Regions from separate parts of the Homo sapiens genome. Here region 1 is linked to region 2. Evidence: read pairs that join two places in POLR2A ChIA-PET (ENCODE). Cell type or tissue: OCI-LY7. All regions are shown on one strand. Links, peaks and the distances in the headings refer to the core of each region. The heading gives the core; the rest is flanking DNA.

Region 1 (5,379 bases), core at 68-5,067, 930 kb before region 2:
ATATCAGCTAATTTTATTATTATTTTTGAGGTAATGCTGGTCTAATATCATCTACTAGTTTCTATTCCAATCAGAAATTATATGTCTGCCTAATGTTTAATTTGTGACAACTAGAAGAAGTGGATTTGTAAAAACAGAGAAGATAAATCATGAAAAATAATAGGAAACTATTAAGCTTTTATCATCGTATATCAGTGAAAAGCATGCAATGGTTCCATTTCCACTATATGTCTAGACTTGTACCGCTCATTGTAGGAATATAAAAGAAATGTGAGACATTGTTCTTTGGGTCAAAGAACTGCCAATCTAACTGAGGAAATGAGACAGACAGAATAATGAGAGTGCAATCCCAGGCAGAATTGCGTAGACCTGCTAGTGATTGAGGCAGATGTGAAATTAGGGATAGACCAGTTTGGGTAACCATGATTAGGAAAAAAATAGGAAGGAAGAGCTGCACCAAGCCTGATAAGGTCAGCTGGAGACAGGCAGAAGGAAAAACTGTGGGCATTCTGGGAGGAAAGCTCAATATGAACAGAAGGACAGAGACAGAAATGGACATGGTGTAGGTTGTAAGACTCAATAACAGGTTGGCAAACTATGGCTTGCAGTCCAAATTTGGCCCAGGCCTATTTTTGTAAATAAAGTTTTATTGGAATACATACACATGACAAAAGAAATGGACATGGCAAGAGCTCGAAATAGAGATCATACCTTGCTTCAAACAACAAGCAAATGCAGCTAAATTTCTGATAGTGGACAAATGGGAGCCACCGATAATTACTGAATCAAGGAGAAGTAGGAGGAGAAGTTACAGCAGAGTTAAGATTCACATTTTTACTTACTATGAACACTGCCTCCCAGATGTTAATTTTGAACAGTGGCATGAGTAATAGCTACACAGTAAGAAATTCATGACTACAGGAAATAAAGGAAACATATTATAAATAAAGAATATAAAGAAATAAAGAAACTTTTTTTTTTTTTGAGACAGAGTCTTGCTCTGTCACCCAGGCTGGAGTGCACTGGAGCAATCTCAGCTCACTGCAAGCTCCACCTCCTGGATTCACGCCATTCTCCTGCCTCAGCCTCCCAAGTAGCTGAGACTAAAGGCGTCTGCCACCACGCCTGGCTAATTTTTTTTTTTGTATTTTTACTAGAGACGGGGTTTCGCTTTGTTAGCCAGGATGGTCTCGATCTCCTGACCTCGTAATCTGCCTGCCTCGGCCTCCCAAAGTGCTGGGATTACAGACGTGAGCCACCGTGCCTGGCCTAAAGAAACATATAAGATTCCTAGTCTTTGAGACTGGAAATTATTTGCACTTTTCACTAAAATGAATTTTAAGAAGCCAACATCAAAGCAGAGATTATGAGATGAGGTGAGATTTTGCAATTCGGATCATAGCGATGTTTTAGTGTCCAGTGGAATACTGTATTAATAGGAAAATTGGACCCAATTCTTCTAACCATTGTCTTAATTCAAGGCAATTACATGAAATACCAACCCAACTTTTTCTTCACAAGAAATGTATCCACTCAATCTTTCCTTCATCCCCAGAATAAAATGATAACAAAAACAATTTTTACATGGCAGAGCTATTCCACTTGAAAATGGTGTCAGCTAATATTTTGTTTCAAAATGAGAAAGTCAAACCAAATGAAACTTGAATCTTTTAGAAGGGCTTAGGCCCTTTAGCTGTGCACCAAACTTGATGAGAATCAGTGAATTATTTAATGGTATTCTTGAGAAACAACCCAAGAAGACATGGTGAAATGGTAAGATGCTAAGTCCAAAGGGACTTTATTTCATCTAGTCAATTAGAATTGTCTTTGGAATTTATGATACAAGTCAGAGTGCTACATAGATTTTGCAATACGAAATAAAATTAGTTCCATAAATGTTCCCAACTGAAAGACCAAAAGAACCAAAAAAACACGAGGACTCATAAATAACTGGTTGTCTGTCTTCCCTACTGGCAGTATCACAATACAATTTCTTTTTTTTTTTTTTTTTTTTTTTTGTTATTATACTTTAAGTTTTAGGGTACATGTGCACAATGTGTAAGTTTGTTACATATGTATACATGTGCCATGTTGGTGTACTGCACCCATTAACTCCTCATTTAGCATTAGGTATATCTCCTAATGCTATCCCTCCTCCCTCCCCCCACCCGGCAACAATTTCTTAATGAAATCAAATTAGGTACATTTGGGGGGCCAGTTGGAATATCACGTTGTCATTTGAATCCCCTGAATTACTGGGCAGAATCGGTTTGTAGAAATCCCTGTATATTCTAGCCCCAACTCAAGGACAACAGATTATTGGAGGAACAAAATCTTTAAATTGGTAAAAAACAAAAGGCCCTTCTCGTTAAGATGTTGCCTTCCAGCAAGCACTACTAATACTCAGCAGGTGATGTGAAACGCTGTCACCTACCGCCTCCATTCTGGTGCCTAAACAGGTTTAGACCTCAAAGTCTTTCTTCCCCTTGATAAGAACTACTTCTTAAAAATGTTGATGAAGATTTCATAGGTTTCTTTGAAAATAATTATTAAAAAAGAAATGGCCCTCAGGTTTTATCTATGCATAGCAATAAGTCTCAGCTGCAAGCTAGTTTTTTTAAGTCAAGATTTTTGCTTCCAAAAAAACAGATTTGTACAAATGCACTCAAAAACCTTATTAATTGGAGCAGGCTACAGTCCAATTACTCTGGTGGCTTGAAAACAATCCCAAAATAATAAAATATATAATGATGATGGGTTTTTTTCCCTGTTAATATCACCACAATCTGAGAAAATCTTTGAGCCGTTCCACTGAAAATGATTTGGATCCTTAAAGACAATTAATTACAGAAGACCAAAGAGAGGTTTTGAAAAGTGAAAAAACTAAATATAATCAGGCCTAGTAGAAATACATTTGGCATTATTTAAACAAGCTATGTTTTTCTTGACTGCTCTTTTAGCATTTTGCCACTTCCTCATTTTGCCACAGATGTTTTATTTTATAAGTGGATGAACTTCATCATTTTCATTGACTAAAATGTCTAAAAATAGGTAAACAGTTATAAAAACAGCAAAAGGTTAACAAGGCTGAAAAAGAGGCCATATACTGGCTTCTTTCTTGAAAAGTAAACATATCAAACTGAAATAAAAGAAAATCTAATATGAAAAAATATATTTTAACTGAAAATGAGAACTCATTACACTAATTATGACAGGAAATGTGTTTTGGTGGCCTGTTACTGGAAAAGGTTTTCTCACGTCTCACATCCTCCCTTCTCTTCCCACCTCCCCACCCTGAATGTACACACACACAGGGAATGTTTTCCATGAACAGCCAATGTGGTGAAAAGAGGAAATGCTCTAAAGTCACTTTCCATGGAAAATAAAATTCCAACATTTAACTCCGTTCTTGAAGCTATGGCATCATAATCTCCAGAGGGCCTCTGCTAGAATACAAACATTTCATTTCATTCACCATTACCAACACTTTCAGAACTTGGTTCTGCCATTTTCTCACTTTCTGGCACTAAGAAACTTGCTTAAACATTCTAAATCTCATTCCTTCATTGCTAAATAACAAGGTATGTTTATATAAGGATGCATGTTTCCTACAGTTGTTGGGAAGATGACGTGGAATGATGTCCATAAAGGGCTTACTTTGCATCATGCCTGAATTGTAAAAGGCGCTCGATCAACAGTAGCTGCTACTGCTATTATCATTATTATTATTAATTATTATTGTTACTATTCTCATTAGCTAATGGGAAAGGAATGAGATCCAAGTAGGCTCAATCAGATGATTAGAAGGCGAAGAGAAATGTGTGGATGAAAGCTGTGGAGTATGAGGAGTTTGCAGGCTCTGCCATCCCAAGCTGCACAGGGATGGGAAGACTCTGCAATAAACACCACCACCTCTTTGACAAGTTTGCCTGCAGCCAGGCCTGGTTCTGTTGATTCATCTGCCACTACCACAGATGCCACAGTCTCCATATTGGTGGGCAGACTAATAGAAGAAAATCAGTGCAAATCCAGAGCATTTGCATAATTTCAGTTCCTTTGGTCATTTCCTAGGAGAGGTCAAAAATTGTACTCTTTCGTCTAGGGTGCCTGAAGACCCATGTTCCTGTTGAATTTTTGCTTTCTGCATTAATCTCTTAGCTCTTGATTGTGGAAAAATAAAGAATTGAGGAGACAGAGAAGGCTAAAGGAAAGAATAAAAGGGAATAAACATGACTTTTAGATCCATATTTAGTACTCTTTTCTGCAAAATTGACGTGGGGATTTGGCTAATCACATAATTGCAACTGGTGCTCGGCCCAGTCCCTCATATGCTGCAGGAACACCATCATTTGTCTGGTTGTGATGCACAAGAGCATTTTTAACTCTACCTTTAAGGCCTTTGCATTGTTTCTGCCTGTGAAAAGAGAGCCAAGCAAGAATTTCCTGAGCTTCTGGATTCTGGACTTGAAGAAGCATTTCTTCACAGAGAGGATTCAGGGAACTCACATTCCACCAAATTTTAATAGTTGTTACCCAAGTTGCCAATAAGTGTGACAAAGGCTGTCAAACAAAGCCAAACAGGGTTCCTTACTGCAAGACTTCTCAGGCCCTTGAATGTGTTAATATGGAATATTAATTCCTAAGAACAGCACTTCTGTTTGTCACCACCAGGTCAGCCCTACAAGAGCTCCTGAAGGAAGCACAAACATGGAAAGGAACAACCGGTACCAGACACTGCAAAAACATGCCAAATTGTAAAGACCGTCGATGCTAGGAAGAAACTGCATCAACTGACGAGCAGAATAACCAGCTAACATCATAATGACAGGATCAAATTCACACATAACAATATTAACCGTAACTGTAAATGGGCTAAATGCTCCAATTAAAAGACACAGACTGGCCAATTGGATAAAGAGTCAAGACCCATCAGTGCGCTGTATTCAGGAGACCCATCTCAAGTGCAGAGACACACATAGGCTCAAAATAAAGGGATGGAGGAAGATCTACCAAGCAAATGTAAAACAAAAAAAGGCAGGGGTTGCAATCCTAGTCTCTGATAAAACAGACTTTAAACCAACAAAGTTCAAAAGAGACAAAGAAGGCCATTACATAATGGTAAAGGGAACAATTCAACATGAAGAGCTAACTATCCTAAATATAAATGCACCCAATACAGGAGCACCCAGATTCATAAAGCAAGTCCTTAGAGATCTAGAAACAGACTTAGACTCCCACACAATAATAACGGGAGACTTTAACACCCCACTGTCAACATTAGACACATCAACGAGACAGAAAGTTAACAAGGATATCCAGGAATTGAACTCAGCTCTGCACCAAGCAGACCTAATAGACATCTACAGAACTCTCCACCCC
Region 2 (5,379 bases), core at 95-5,094:
CATTTATGGTTATAAAAAGGTTTAGAATCCCATCACAGAAATTTTGTAGCAGTCTTCAAAGATGAATCAGTCTAGTCCAATTATACAGATAACTAAACTGAGGCCCAGAGAAGAAACATATCCAAAGGGATCCAGGAGAGAAACAAGAAAACAAGGGTGCCAGTTGTGGCAGCAACTCACAGTAGAACCCATTCTGTCATGTTAACCGGCTTTAAGGATTTCCCCCACACTCTAAGTAACCTACTATAACCAAGGATCATCCTGGAAAATCCCTCTGCACTCTCATTTCTCTCTGAAACAAGGTGGCTATTAGTGGGTGTGGATACAGGTCCTAAACTTCCCAACGTGATTCAGTAGCTATGTCTATAGTTTTACCACAAGTTACTGAAAGGGGAAAAAAAAATCTCACAAAATTTTAGAGCTAGGAAGGATCTTGCTAACCCACCTCATTTTACACGTAAGCAAGCTAAAGAATATACAAGTTAATAAATTTGTCCAAGGCCACCAATTGCAAAGTTGGCAATAAAAGTTTGCCATAACAGAAATCCTCGGATCAACTCAAGGCCACATTTGGTGACTCCTGTCAGGCTGCAAGGCCAAAAAGAACCACCAAAGAGGCAGCAAAATATTTCCTGAGGAGTACAGGCAGCTTTGCACTGAGTTCCAATTTTCTAGCCGAAAAAGCTATTTTTGAAGTGTGGTTTCTGAGGAAGGCTGACTCACCGAAAAAGTGGGGAACAATATACTCACGGTGGACTTCTCTAAATTGGCGATGTTTCTCTGTGGTCCTTAATCAGCCAGAGGGATCACTGCAAATATGAACCCACCCAACCATTTTCTTTTCATTGTTCTTAAACTAAAAACAGAATTCTTTAAACATTCTACAAGGCTTCGCAGGGTCTGGCCCCTGCCTGCCTCTGCAGCCAGGGCCACTGTATATAGGTGTGGAGTTGGTGCCTGGCTGAGGGGGTAAGTGGGGCCTGGAATCCAGGTCACACACTCCACAAGCCAAGGCCAAAATTTGGCTTTGGCTGTAACTGCTAGGAGAGGAAGAAGTGCCTTAGTAATTAGCATGAGGGAACTCTCAGGGCTAGCAGCTGGCCTACCTGCCAGGTTTGTCACACCATCTCCTGATTGCACCCCCATCCACTCAGGGTTTCTATCTACCCCAGAACTCACCTTGCCTTTTGCCATCTCAGGGTGAGGTGAATCAGGCAGAGAGGATACTTTGCACACAGGCCTCACTCCACCCTCCTTCAAGTCTCAGCTCAGCCAGCCTTTCCTCAGTCTCTCTGACCAGAGCACAGCTCCATATGCCTTTTCTTTTCTTTCCTCAAGAAAGGTTCTTCCTCTGTCACTCAAGCTGGAGTATGATGGCATGGTCATAGCTCACTGCAGCCTCTTTCTCCCACACTCAAGTGACCTTCCTCAGCCTTCTGAGTAGCTGAAACTACAGACTACAGGTGAGTGCCAGCTTGCCTGGCTAATTTTTAATTTTTTTCTTTTCTTTTCTTTTTTTTTTTTTTTTGAGACAGAATCTCCCTCTGTCGGCAGGCTGAAGTGCAGTGACACAATCTTGGCTCGCTGCAACCTCTGACTCCCTGGTTCAAACAATTCTCCTGCCTCAGCCTCTCCAGTAGCTGGGATTAAAGCATGCGCCACCACACCCAGCTAATTTTTACATTTTTAGTAGAGACGATGTTTCACCATGTTGGCCAGGCTGGTCTCGAACTCCTGACCTCAAGTGATCTGCCTGCCTCAGCCTCCCAAAGTGGAGAGCTATTTTTGACTATAGGCATAAATGTGGGCTTTGGACACAAATTCGTCTTGAGTAAATGAGAACAGTGTCTCCTTGGCCTAAGGATCATGGAATAAAGGAGACTGTACAGTAGGTAAAACTGAACAGGAGCCTGTCTCTTTTGTTACAGAAAGGTCATAGTGAGATTTTCCTAACCAACTGAATTAGGAAGGCCTAGAGGATTTATTGTATTCTTGCCATTCCCTAAATATTTACTGTATCCTGTGTAATTTGGCACAAATTAAACACTCGCATCCAAACCAACCATTGTCTTTTTAACAGTTGGCATGTTAAAAGTGTTCATACTAAGACATGCCTTAGGAACCTCCAGATTTTCTTTTGTTTTTAATAAACAACAGGTTGGACTCGGATTAGAAACCATAAATCTGACGCTTCCCACAGTGACGGAGCTTCAAATAATAGTTGTGTACAAAGCTCTGATTAGACTTCATAAAACCCTTTTTAACTTTTCATTATGGAAAACTAACATATACATAGGTAGAGAGAATAATGTATAATGAATCTTCATGTATGCTCATCACTGCTTTCACAATTAGCAACCCATGGTTACTCTTAACAACCAATACTTTTTGGGGAACAGAAGTGGAAAGATATTTGTTTACAAACTGTTCTTCTTGAATGATTTTAGAAAATTAAAAAAAAAAAAAAAAGGCTGGGTACAGTGGCTCACACCTGTAATCCCAGCACTTTGGGAGGCTGAGGTGGGGGGATAACTTGAGGCTAGGAGTTCGACACCAGCCTGGCCAACATGGTGAAACCCCGTCTCTACTTAAAAATACAAAAATTAGCCAGGCATAATTGTGTGTGCCTGTAATCACTTAAAAATACAAAAATTAGCCAGGCATAGTTGTGCGTGCCTGTAATCCCAGCTACTTGGAGGCTAAGGCAGGAGAATCGCTTGAACCTGGGAGGCAGAGGTTGTAGTGAGCCAAGATCCTGCCATGGCATCCAGCTTGGGCGATGCAGAGAGACTCTGTCTTAACAAAACAAAACAAACAAAAGCTACTGAGAACTGTCACATGGCAAATTCTTACAGAGCTGTGGAGAGAAGACAGGGGCTGGACAAATGCTAACGAGCTTGGTAACACAGACTTCCTTCTCACAAGTTTCCTGTCTATTTACCCCTCACTAACCCCCAATTTCTGCATTCTTTTTCCTCTGAGACAAGGAGAAGCTGCACCAATGAGATATGAAGCAGATTAGAAGAAGCAGGGCTTTCTGCCTTCCAGGTGTCTCCTTTAGCAAATTGCATAACGAGAAGGAAGGCCAGGAAATCCTATCATATATCAATGATGAATGCTTGCAAACCTGAAGTTGTTAGCCTGAAGGTTTTGCCTAAAATTACAGGGCTTGAAGGCATTCTCAGAAACAGGAAGCCACGCTCATTTCAAGAGACAGAGGATGGTATTAAGGGTGAAGGCATTCTCAGAAACAGGAAGCCACGCTCATTTCAAGAGACAGAGGATGGTATTAAGGGTTAAGTTTTCTGAAGCTGAGTGATAAGGATAGAATTCATTTGTCCAAAAAATAAAAAATACAAAATTTCCAATATTGATGCTTAATTAGATATTAAGTGGGTAGGTCAAGAATGGGTCTTGACCTTTTTGAACTGGATTTCCTGTACAGAGCTCTCTGTCCCTAAGCTGATGGAGAGCTTCTCCTTTCTAAGACAGGGGGCCAGGAATCCAAAATACACTCATTTATTTGCACACTTACCTAGAATCATTGTAAATCCTTACCTAGGGAAAGGAAACAGAAACTACCAACCAAAGGCCAAAAGTAGCAGGCAACATTGAAAAAAAAAAAAAAAAAAAAGCTGGACGGAGAGGGGAGAGAAGTTCAGATAAACAAAGTTACATAAATAGTATCAAAGGTGTGCCAGCCATACCTCTCGCCTGTCATCCCAGCACTTTCGGAGACCAAGGCAGGAGGATTGCTTGAGCCCAGGAGTTCGAAACCAGCCTGGGCAACATGGCAAAAACCCTTCTCTACAAAAAAAAATACAACAATTAGCCAGGCTGGTGGCACATGCCTATAGTCCCAGCTACTTAAGATGCTGAGGCAGGAGGATCACCTGAGCCCAGGGAGGTAGAGGCTGTAGTGAGCCATGACTGCGCCACCATACTCCAGCCTGGGCAATAGAGTGAAACCCTGTCTCAAAATATATATATATGTATGTATATACACACACATATACACACATACACTGTCAGAGGTTATTTAATGAAAAGCAATCCTTATTAAAGATTTATATTTACTTATTTATTTTTTACACGGCGTCTCACTCTGTTACCCAGGCTGTAGTGCAGTGGCGTGCGTTCTTGGCTCATTGCAACCTCCGCCTCCCACGCTCAAAAGATCCTCCCACCTCAGCCTCCCAAGTAGCTGGGACCACAGATGCATGCCACCACGCCAGGCTAATTTTTTCTATTTTTGGTAGAGATGGGGTTTCGCCATGTTGCCCGGGCTGGTCTTAAACTCCTGAGCTTAGGTGATCTACCCGCCTCGGCCTCCCAAAGGGCTGGGATCACAGGCGTGAGCCATCATGTCCAGCCTAGATAAAGATTTTGAGATTAAAATGTTACTGTGTGTTGACAGACCTCTTAAAGTTCTGTATTCAGAAGAAACACATAAGCCATCAGAGGAAGACAGGTGCCAGCCTCAAATGCAAATAAATGGGCATCGAAGGGCAGGAGAATTCTGGGAGGATTTGGGAAGGCTGGTGGAGTTGTACTCCTGACTGTATCCTCAGGGCCTAGACAGTGTCTACCACATGGTAGGTGCTCAGTATTTGTTCAATGGAATAGAAGGATCTGAGCTGTGGGTTAGGATAGTAAAATTTAAAAAAACCTTTTTCCTGTCTACATACTCAATGCCTCCCCTATTCCCAACACCTGAGAGATTTGGAATTTGGAGTAATAATGTACAGGGGAGATCAGGTAAGTCAGGTTGAGAAGGATGTGTTTATGTAGGTGTGTATTTCTGTACACTTGCTATACTTGTATACAAATTAGTTATCATGTGTTCAGTGTGGTCTTGCTGCCTTTCCGTGAAGGCAGGAATCACAGCTGTCCTATTCTTCACTATCTCCTAGCAGTGTCTGAGAAGTTGGTAAGTGCTTCATACTCTTTGTTAATTGAATGAATGAAGCAACACAAATAAGAGTAATGTTGTAGAACTGGTGTTGAAGCTGACTAATCTCAAAAACATTTCCACTTGCTTTAGTATAAACAGACTGCAACTCATTCTATCTGCAATCATTTCAATAGATTCTGATCCAGAGCCTCCCAGGGTTGCCTTACGCTTTTTTTCCTCTACCAACTGGAAACTTGGTTCTTCATCTTTACAGCATTTAAAGGTACAAACAATACGAACATTTCATAATACCAGATGCTGGGAGCCACAGGCCTAGAACATATTACAGAGCCACCAAGCCACGTTCATTTTGAAAAGATTACATTAATGCTGTTTTCAAACTTATAATTACCAGCCTTCTAGAAACTCCTTACCATCTTGAGTAACTGAAAGCATAAAGTGGCAGCTGTCAATTCCACCCTCCT

The links. ChIA-PET counts read pairs that join two places held together with the same protein. Peaks named below come from ENCODE experiments on the same cell type or tissue, not always from the same donor. Only the 100,000 strongest peaks of a DNase experiment are listed, where the experiment ranks them.
Region 1: POLR2A ChIA-PET joins it to region 2 with 8 read pairs; 1 of 35 experiments calls an interaction of 5 or more read pairs at or near these places.

What each region holds. Positions count from the first base shown.
Region 1 is chr3:70,019,066-70,024,444 of GRCh38, reverse strand. The region is part of intron 3 of SAMMSON (survival associated mitochondrial melanoma specific oncogenic non-coding RNA); the gene reads right to left. Among named protein-coding and RNA genes, the nearest start is that of SAMMSON, 22 kb to the right of the region's middle. In OCI-LY7, for the core only: no CTCF peak of the experiment used is centred there; a DNase peak (open chromatin) is centred at 3,004; H3K4me3 peaks cover 268 bases; H3K27ac peaks cover 1,071 bases.
Region 2 is chr3:69,089,910-69,095,288 of GRCh38, reverse strand. All of the region lies in intron 1 of ARL6IP5 (ARF like GTPase 6 interacting protein 5), which reads right to left. Among named protein-coding and RNA genes, the nearest start is that of ARL6IP5, 7.7 kb to the right of the region's middle. In OCI-LY7, for the core only: no CTCF peak of the experiment used is centred there; a DNase peak (open chromatin) is centred at 3,168; H3K4me3 peaks cover 1,264 bases; H3K27ac peaks cover 1,510 bases.